Regions from separate parts of the Mus musculus genome. Here region 2 is linked to region 1. A link is a loop called in an ENCODE intact Hi-C map of the cell type or tissue named here. Cell type or tissue: left cerebral cortex. All regions are shown on one strand.

What was found. Peaks named below come from ENCODE experiments on the same cell type or tissue, not always from the same donor. Only the 100,000 strongest peaks of a DNase experiment are listed, where the experiment ranks them.
Region 2: it touches region 1 in a loop (2.3-fold over the local background); 5 of 42 quality-filtered maps call a loop at or near these places.

Annotation. Positions count from the first base shown.
Region 1 is chr16:50,304,443-50,309,442 of GRCm38, forward strand. The region is part of intron 3 of Bbx (bobby sox HMG box containing); the gene reads right to left. Among named protein-coding and RNA genes, the nearest start is that of Bbx, 130 kb to the right of the region's middle. In left cerebral cortex, a CTCF peak has its summit at 2,431 (motif pointing left); DNase peaks (open chromatin) are centred at 2,422 and 2,987.
Region 2 is chr16:50,043,590-50,048,589 of GRCm38, forward strand. It overlaps Gm4827 (predicted gene 4827), which reads right to left. Exons shown (of 4, transcript NR_045935.1): 2 at 2,177-2,451. Among named protein-coding and RNA genes, the nearest start is that of Gm32101, 3.5 kb to the right of the region's middle. In left cerebral cortex, a CTCF peak has its summit at 2,627; a DNase peak (open chromatin) is centred at 2,629; H3K4me3 peaks cover 729 bases; H3K27ac peaks cover 744 bases.

The DNA of each region.
Region 1 (5,000 bases):
TGAGCTGTTTGAAGCATAACTGAAATCTATATTCTCAGTATTGGAAACCTTGCAATTTACAAACTCATACTCAACAAGAAATCTGATGCTACCGATACCCTTTTGAAAGCAGTATATAAGGGTTTAGAATGAAGATATGTCAAGGCTCAGAGAGAGGAAGAGGAGGGCAGAAAGATTCTAAGAGTCAGAGGCAAACTCCAAGGAAACAGTGTCCTCCAGATGCACAGGATACATACAACACTTCACAGAGACTATGCACACACAGAGGCTGCACAGGTTACCAACCGGACTAAACCCCAGCGCTGAGAAAGATAAGTGGACACAAAGCCCCACTGCTTACAGAGAAGCTATCGCCAATTGATACCTCCAGGAAAAGGAAAATTAGTTTTCTCTAATAGAGTGTCACAGGTATGTCAACCACACTGCAGGGCAGACCCCACGTCCAGGAAAACAAAATGAGCTCCTTTGTGCATGTTTTGTTTCATTTTTTGTTTTGACTCATGTTTTTGAGGGAAAAGAACATGGCCTTGGGTAAATAAGGAGGTAGAGAGAACCGGGGAGAGTTTGGAATAAAGGAAAGAATCCGATCAAAATATAGTGTATGAAAAAATTAATAAAAAAATGAAAAAATTAATCAGAAAGAAAATAAAATCCAAGTTCTTAACTATGTCTTGAAAGAAACTCCAGATTACTTGTCAACTGCGTTTGCCGATATCCAGGTATTTCGTGTTATTGGGCTGAAATTTAACAGCATAGACACGCCAGCGTTCCTTTTATCCATAAACTTGTATGCACAGTTCCCAGGCTCCTTGCTCACTGCGTTACTCTGGGGGAACAACCTAATCTTTCTGCACCTCTCACGCTATATTCAGAAACAGGAAATGGCTGTCTCTACAAATCTTCACACCTAGTCATGTTCCTCCTTAGAACTCTGGCTTCCACAGAAGTGCTTATGAAGATCCGCTGTTATTATCCTTGCAATTAATCACAGAACATAAACATTCAAATCAACTTAAAATAAGTTGCAATTAGCAAGTTCTAGCTCCTGGCTCATTAGCATGCACAGCTCATGCATTCAGTACTGCTGAGCTACTGCAGCTAGATGTGCTAACCTTAGCTCTGCTGCTTGTTTGCCTGATGCAGGTTCTTTACTCTTTCTCATAGCCTGGAGCTCACCACGTAGCCCAGGCTGGGATCAAACGCATGACAGCATTGCCTGAGCCTCGAGTGCTTTAGTGTATTAGTGGATGCTGCCAAAAGCGAATACTTCTGGATCTCAAAATCTGTAAGAAAGAAATGATGGAAGAGAAAGAGCTAAATAGAAATAATGGGAGACTAATTGGAAACTACGTGGCGAAGGTGGCGCATGCTTGCAATCCAGGTACTCAGGAGGCTGAGCAGGGCTGTCATAACAGACTAGCGCAGGCTGCAAATAAGATGCTATCTCAAAAGCAAATGAAACAAACAACAACAACAAACAAAAATAAAACAACGGCCAAACTACCAGCTGCAATTTATAGTAATAAAGTCTTGAATGATACTACATTTCTCAAAAGAATTAAAATAATCAAGGGAGAAAACTGACAGACCATGTGACAACATATATATTTGTGTGTGTGTGTGTGTGTGTGTGTGTGTGTATACATGCTTAAAGATAAAGAGACCAAAACCCTCAAAAGAATAATAAATATACTGCATACAAAATTCTTTATATAATAAGATTATGAGTGGATTTATTTTAACTTTTTTGGTAATTTTACTATTTTTTAGTGTTTCCTTAGCTTATAATAAAACAAAACAGAATAAAACAACTATCTGGATATAAGGTTCTATTAGGCATAAACTCTAAATTATAAAGTTAAATGAAGATACGCGTTAAACTTGTGGGTACTATTATTATTATAACTGTTAATGACAATTTGGAAAATAAGAAGGAAACATTCCAGAAGATCAGGCTAGTGGCAATTAACAGGTAAGAACTTGAAGCTGAGTATGCTCACACACTCCTAATCCCAGCACTGATGAGAGACCGAGGCAAAAGGGTACAGAGCTGGACTACAAAACTGAAGAAGGAAGAACAAGAACTTCAGAACCGTATGGAATATAAGCTACATCTGCCCAAAGCACAAGGCTCATCACCCGAGAGAAACCAAGGGTGTTTGTCTAACGGATGGCCATCATACCCGCCCGGTTTTCTCTACTTTCTACGATTTCATAAGTATTACAAAATGTTCAAATGGCTACAAAAGCAGGTTCCAGTACTAACCAAGCATGCTGTGATAGCACTTTTACTAACAGAGGAATTTTAAGGTTTACAGAAATCTTTGTTTTCATCAGCATCCAAGATTCTGAGGAAACAATTTGTTTGAATTATACTATCTAGTTCAGAATGCCACAAGTTAAATCTAGGACACAATAACAAGGTGCCATCTAGTGGATGTTTTGTAAAGTTTCTCTTCACATGTATACTAAAATGACATAATCTTGTATAAAGCTGAGGAAAGTGAGGAACTGTCTATCCCTTACAGCCCCTCCTCATCAATTACTGATCTCAGCTAGACTAACTCATTACATCATTTAATATCACACACACACACACACACACCACTATTTGGCAATATTAATATTACATTTGAAGTTAAACCTATACCACCATCACACAGGACAAGAACAGGCCAATGAAAATTTAAGATGTGCAGAAGACAAATAAAGATGCAGATATAGTCTGAAGGGAGAGCCAGCTTAACAAGCATGTTCTTATTTACTTGTGCTAATGATATGAGATTATTATATCAAGAAGTATAATTACATTAGGAAGGTAATTATTGTTATTCTATGCCATAGCAGAACATATTCACTTATGCTAACCAAGCTCCATCTGATAGTTAGAAACCAGCAGGACTTCCAAGAAGGACTTGCACAAAAGCAGGAAAGGAGGTCATGTCTCTGTCAGCACAGCTGCTGAGGCCTTCTTATACCAGCAGGCATGGCAGCAACACGAGTCATAACCAGTTAAAATGAAGCTGATGCCAAATGGAACACAGTAGAAATACACATGGCTGAACGGAGGCTGAGAAAGCGGACCAAATAGTCATTTCAGTTATTCTTCCATAATCAAATAAACGTTCACATTTATATTTAATCAAGTAAAATCAGTATCTACTGGAACTATCACAGTTGCAGACCATTCTTGAGCTCAGATTACATCACAAGAGGTTTGCAGCATGTGCTGCTTAGTTGGTCAACTTAACCCAACTAGACGTAGCTGGGAAGAGGGACTCTCAAGTGAGGACTGTGTCCATCAGGATGGCCTGTAGGAAAGTCACACGGGCATTTTCTTTACTAATGGTTGACGTAGGAAGGCCCAGCTCACTGTGAGAAAACCAGACTGAGTGAGCCATGAGGAACAAGCCAGTGAGCAATGTTACTCCAGAGTCTCTGCTTCAGTTTCTGCCTTGAGTTTGTAGCCTGACTTGCCTTCATGATGCACTGTGACTGGGACACGCAAGCCAAATAAACCCTTTCCTTCCCAAGTTGCTTTTGATCATGGTGTTTTGTCACAGCAACAGAAATCAAACTAGGATGGGATGGGTAGTAGTTTTGTTATATGTTTTTAAAGATAGTGCATGCATAGCATGTATGTATATGTATGTATGTATGTATGTATGTATATATATATACACACACACATATATATTTATATATTTACACACACATCACATATGTATTAAGCTTTTCTTTTAGATTTCTTTAGAATTTCACATTGTAATATAAAAATTAATAATTTACTTGAAAGACACTCTACTCTGAAAAGTTTTATGGTTCCTGTCACAACTCATTTCTGTGAGGACTTCTGCATTTGTTACTACTGATCCTAGTGTTATAGTTTGCAGAATAATTTCAGCTTAAGGAGTTATTCTTTTAAAAGTGGAACCATTCATTTCATCGGAGGTGGCACTGCAAATCCGATTCTTGGGTACCATCCAACTTACAAAGGGAGAAAACAAGATCCACAGATATCAAAGGTTAACTCAAGTGCACTGAGCTAATTATCGTCAGAGCCAGGGTCTCTTGATCACTCGATTAGATCTCTTTCCCTAAATCACACTGGCTCCTTCTTTTTCAGACAGAAATGAGATGTCTTCATTAATATTGCCTTAAGGAAAGAGAAACCTCCTTAACTGTCTACGCTTTGATTCTACGAGGTCCATATGGGAACTGCTACTTAGGTCGGTCTGAAAGGCAAACGAGAGAGTTAAACTGAGTCCATCTTCTACCATGACATCAGTGGGACTGGGATGAGGCGGCTTCCCAGAACAAACCCATCAGTTTGGGAATCTGTGTTGTTCACCAAATGGGTACAAGGAGACGTTTGTTTTCCGCCAACTTGGTCCACAGCGTTTGCTGAGACTGTGGGGGCAGAGCCACCTCGGTGAGTGCTCAGGATCACAGGCTCACAAAGAGCACGCATGGCCTGGCACTTAGTATTTGAGAAGAGAGTCCTAATTTTCCTCACAGGTGGCATCTTTTCTCTCCCATCATCTCCCAGAGTAGGTGGAGATAGACCACACATTCTTTCTTCTTGGACTGGTTCCTGTCACCATGTGTCTTCCTATCTCTCAGCCTTTGACAGCTGACACTTGTAGCTGACTTTCACATTAGGGTTACGCTTCTCATCGCTGTAATTTTGCACTGTATGTCTTGCTATTCACAGAACCAGATTCTGCACAGTAAATGTACATATGAAGTGAAAGCTATAAATTCAGATGCAAATACTAACCGTAGATAGACGAATGCCTTGGCTATTTCACTTATCTCTAACTTATGGTTCACCTCATCCAGTCCTAGAGGCAGCAGCCCCGCCAATCTAAATAATCCTAAGGCTGGAATTTGGAAAAACTCTCTCCACTAGATTTCAGCTCAGGCTGAACACAATTCGCCTGCATCGGCTTTGAAAGAAGACTGAGGACCATAGTGATAAGACAAATCTCAAAGGGGTC
Region 2 (5,000 bases), 260 kb before region 1:
TCACACACATTGCCCTTGGACCTACACATGTGTACTAACACACACACACATATACACACACACACTACACACACACACAGAGTCAGTCAGTCAATCCATCTACATAAAATAAAGCATTGTGAGATAAAACAAAACAAAACAATGTGGTTAAATTTTGGAGAGGCAGAAGGGCCCTACTCTATGAGCTCAGAGTAGAATGATATGAAGCGCTTTTGAGACTGTCTGATATCCAAGGTCATTTACAGAAAGGGAAAAGCCAGGGCTGGAACTGGAGAAAGGAGGAGCTGAAAGGTTCGAGCCCCATGGAGAAATGATGAAAATGTGCTGTGGTGGAGCCGGATTCCAGCGCTGTCTGAGATACAGCAGGGTAGGCAGCAACCGGAGGGCACATGTGTTCATTGCTTCTCTTGTGTCTATGAGCAGATACAAAGACAACTTAAGGAAGTAGTCATTGTAGTTGATCACTGTTTGAAGGAGGGTATGGGAAAGTATGGCCCAGGGAGTGTAGGGGTCTAGACACCCATATATGAATGTATGAATAATACTGTGTCCTTCATCAGAAAACAGAGAGTGTGCATGCTCATTATTTAAATTACGTGTATGGGAGTGTCTGTGTGTGCCTATGTATTCATTAGACTTAAGTGCCAGTGGCATCAGAGTTACAGGAGATTGTTAGGTCCCACAGCATGGGTGCTGGGAACTGTGCCAGTTTCTCTGCAAGAACAGGAAGCCCTCTTAACTGCCCAGCCATTTCTTCAGCCTCCCTTGATTATTCAGCCAGAGACCTCAACCCATGGAATGATACCACCTGCCTTCATGACACACCTCAGCTCCTCCTTGGTTAAACCTCTCTGGAAGCAGACACATCCAAGGGACACACAACTCCCAGGTCATTCCAAGCCCAGTCAAAATGACCCTGAAGATAAACCCCAGCAGACTACATTCTGGCTATGGGAAAGAACATCATCTAACCAAGGCAGGACAGCCAGGGCTACACAGAGAAACCCTGTCTCGAAAAGAAAAAAAAAAAGGAATATCTGATTTACATTTTAAAAGACCAATCTGGTTGCTACAGTGGCAAGTGAAGCCCCTCTTTGGGGAAAGGTGGCAGTAAGAAACTGCCGACAAGATATTTTGGGTATCCAGGTGAAAGCTGATGAATGGTGGCTTGTCCCCGAGAGGAGCTGCAAAGATGGCGAGGAAGCGACAGATGCAGACTATTTTGGAGGTAAGCCAACAAGAATTGGAAGGGGATGGAAGATACTATTTCTAAATAAAGAATACAACAGTTCCTATCTTTAGTTCAAAAGCCTTTTATGTCAAATGATATAGCAGCTAATAGATCCACTCTAAAAATATACTTAATGTACATTTATGCTAATATTAAAGTTCTTTAGGCCTTTAAAGTTTTTCTATCATAAAAATAGTGCATGCTTATGAAAGAAAAATTCCAGATACAGAAAAACAAAAGTTAGAATATTATATATATATATATATATATATATGATACAAGTTTTTTTTTCTGAAAAATTATGGTTTGATCTTGCATTGTGAGGGCGCCAAATCAAATTCCTTTCTCTTTCTCTGTCCCTGTCCCTCCTCTCCCTCTGTCTGTCTGTGTGTGTCTCTCTCTGTCTCTGTCTCTCTCTGTCTCTGTCTCTCTGTCTCTCTGTCTCTCTCTGTCTCTCCCCCCCCTTCTGTCTCTGTTTTTTTTTTCTCTCTCTCTCTCTCTCTCATTTGAAAAACTGCAGTTTAACCACAGCAACACAATAGCTTCCTGTAGATCTATTTTGTGTATCAGAGATACCTTCCCGGGGGGCAGACTGGGGCTAGTGGAGTTCCACCTCTCCCAGACCTTAACTTAAGAACTTCACTGGCCTGCTACACAAATCTATATCTATTCCTGTTTTGATGGGGAGGAGGAGGAGGAGGAGGAGGAGGAGGAGGAGGAGGAGGAGGAGGAGGAGGAGGAGGAGGAACCCCAGTTATTGACAGCAACATTTGCCTGAGCAAGGATGAATAATTCAGGTCAGTGGGGGAGCTAGTTGGAAAACCTTTTAAAAGGGCAGTCAAGCCTGTGTTTAGAATCCAGCTGATGTGTGGCCTGTTTCTGTAGGAGGGCCCTTGAGTTCTGTTATTTTTAATGCATTTGCCCTATACCCCTCCGCAAACTCACCCATGCACTAGGTTCCCTATTTGACCTTGTCAATTTAAAACTTAGGATGCGGTCGATTGCTGCACGGGATTGGCGAGAGTGAGTGGTTAGGGGACACAGCAGGGGCACGGGACCCTAAGGTCCTGCGCAGAGAGAAGAGCCGAAGGCTAGGCTGGTCTTTCAGCAGCGTCCCATCCCAGGCTGGTGAGGTAGCGCGAGCCAGTGAGCTGTAAAGTGGCAGGAACCTCCGCGCAGCATCCTCTCCCCTGCCGCGCGCAGTAATGGATCTCTGCGTCCTAAAAGAGGAAGATAATACCGGGTTTAGCTTATAAATAGATGGTTGTATGCTCTCCCTGCGAAGCATTGATTGAGACAGCCAAGCTGACTATTGATCTAATTTTAACTTACATTTTAGCCCTCACGCTCCCGCCTTCCTGTCAGTGCTCCGGTGAGTGACCGGCATTAGCCAGTGAAACCGCTAGAGGGCGAGCCGCTTGCCTCCTGGGCTCTATGGGTCTGGCCTCTATTTATGCAGACTAAACAATGCTAGCCTTCATCGAATCTGAAAGATAGGAGTTTGCTTTTCTCGCGCTGGGATGACCTCATCACTGATGAAAGTCAGAGAAAAGCATAGAATTGGACGACTGGCAGCAGAGAGAGATAAAGCTTGCAGTTAACCTCCTCCCACTCCACCACTTCCACAGAACACCAGGCATGTGCTTCCTACCCAAACCTGGTGAAACAGTGAGGGCAGACGAAGGGAATGAGAAGTTCTCGCAGTTGTCACTCCTGTGAAACAATCACGGTGTAAAAAGTTCATACTGCCTATGCCCTGCCTTTACTGAGATGTCACTAAATGCCAGTACGAGGCCGACCTCCAGGCAAGTGACTTAATTTAAAAATATATTATTTCAGGCCAGCCTAGGCTAGAAACTGAGACCCTGTCTCAAAACAGCCAAAACAAACAAAACACTATATATGTGTGTGTATTCATTATTTCTAAACATAATTCATATTGTCAAGGTTTAATGAATACCAGCAATTTCATACTAGTGGTTTATGTAGCTCAAATCTTGTGGTATTAATAGGGTTGGGAATTGAAGCCCACCACTTTCTCGTTCATTACCTTTTGAATCATGGAGTATTGGATACAATGTGTGGGGGTGCCAGCTATGATCAGGTTAGGCTGATCTAGATCAGGCTAGCCTATGGGCATGCCTGGAGGGGCTTTTTTCCTACTTAGGTTAAATGGAAAGACCCAGCTCGGTGTACACAGTACTATTCTCTGGCATTTGGGTCCTAGGCTGTATTAAGTAAAGCAAGGAAAAAACCCCACCAGAAACAGAATGCATACCTCTCCAGACGTTCCCACCTCGCCCTGAGCTTCCTCAGCATTTAGACCTGCCTTTCCTGATTGAATAAAACATTATTCGTAAGAGCTAGTGGCTGCCAAGCATCTGTTTCAGGTCAGGCATTGTGCTTGCCATTATAATTACATTCATTACCTCATTAAATCCTCAAGAAAACCTATCAGATTCTATTATTAACTCATTTTAGAGCTTAAGAAGCAGGCTACAGTCTTTGCCTAAAGTGGAGTACCTAGAAAGGGACAGAATCCTTGTTGATTCTGTGAGGGATTGCCTAGATCAGGCTAGCCTGTGGGCATGCCTAGGAGGGGCTTTTTTCTTTCTTAGATTAATTGGTGTGGAAAGACCCAGCCAACCGGCCCGCTGTATGCAGTGTCTCTGGGGTTGAGTCCTGGGCTGTATTAGAGTAAAGCAAGCAAGCACAGGTGAATTTATTTCTCTCTGCTCTAGACTGCGGATGTGCTCCGACTAGTTGCTTCAAGCTCCTGCCAGTGTGACTTCCCCCCAAAATAATGGACTATAAGCTGGAATTGTGAGCTAAAATAGGCCCTTTCTCCCATAAGTTGTTTTTTTATATCGGGATATTTTATCCCAGCACCAGAAACGGAAGTAGGACAACCATCATGTTGCTAGGTAGCCGGTTAGATATTAGCAGGATGAGAGGACATTCAGGCTGGGCTACCTTCTCAGAATCAGCAACGTGGAAAAGCAAAGAACTGGAGCTTCCTCACCACATCTCTGGCCCTGGTGCGATGCTCTGAAATGCCAGGATATGATTAATGGGTAACCGTGAAAACCTGGCTCAGGAACTCTAAACCTTATAAGGTTACTGTATAGCAGGAAACCTTCTGATAAAGAGCAAGTCGCCACATAAACAGTCACAGAGGCACACACCTATGATCCAGTTCTCAAGAAGAGACAGCAAGAGGACCGGAAGTTTAAGGTCATCCTCAGCTACATAACGAATTCCAGATTGAAGCCAGACAGAATGCATGAGACCTCGTCTAAATGAACAGGAACAAGGGTGCACTAATACCCGCTCCTGTCAGAGTTGATCCAAGGATCATCAAAGAACACACCCAGGAACAAAAGTAGCTTGTCATCTGGTTCTGTCAACTAAGCTTTATCAAAACACACACACACACACACACACACACACACACGCACGTGTTGATCCAAATGAGCCTGTCAATCACCTGGAAAGAAAAAGATGTCTCTTAGGAAAGCTGACTGTTCCAGGGGCTTAAAGTTTGTGCACTTGTCTCTTTGGTTACTGTACTATTAGCATTTCTCTGGAATAAACTGTATCATCTTCTACCCTAAACTGTGGGTCACCTTTGAATTCTCTCCATGGACATCACAAGAGAAGTCCCCGATGAGATCCTGATGGTGTTGTCAGGTATATTAAGAAACATGCCTACCTGTCAAAACTCTGCATGCCTAAGCGGAAGGGTAGTGTGTGAGAAGGAAAGATGGAG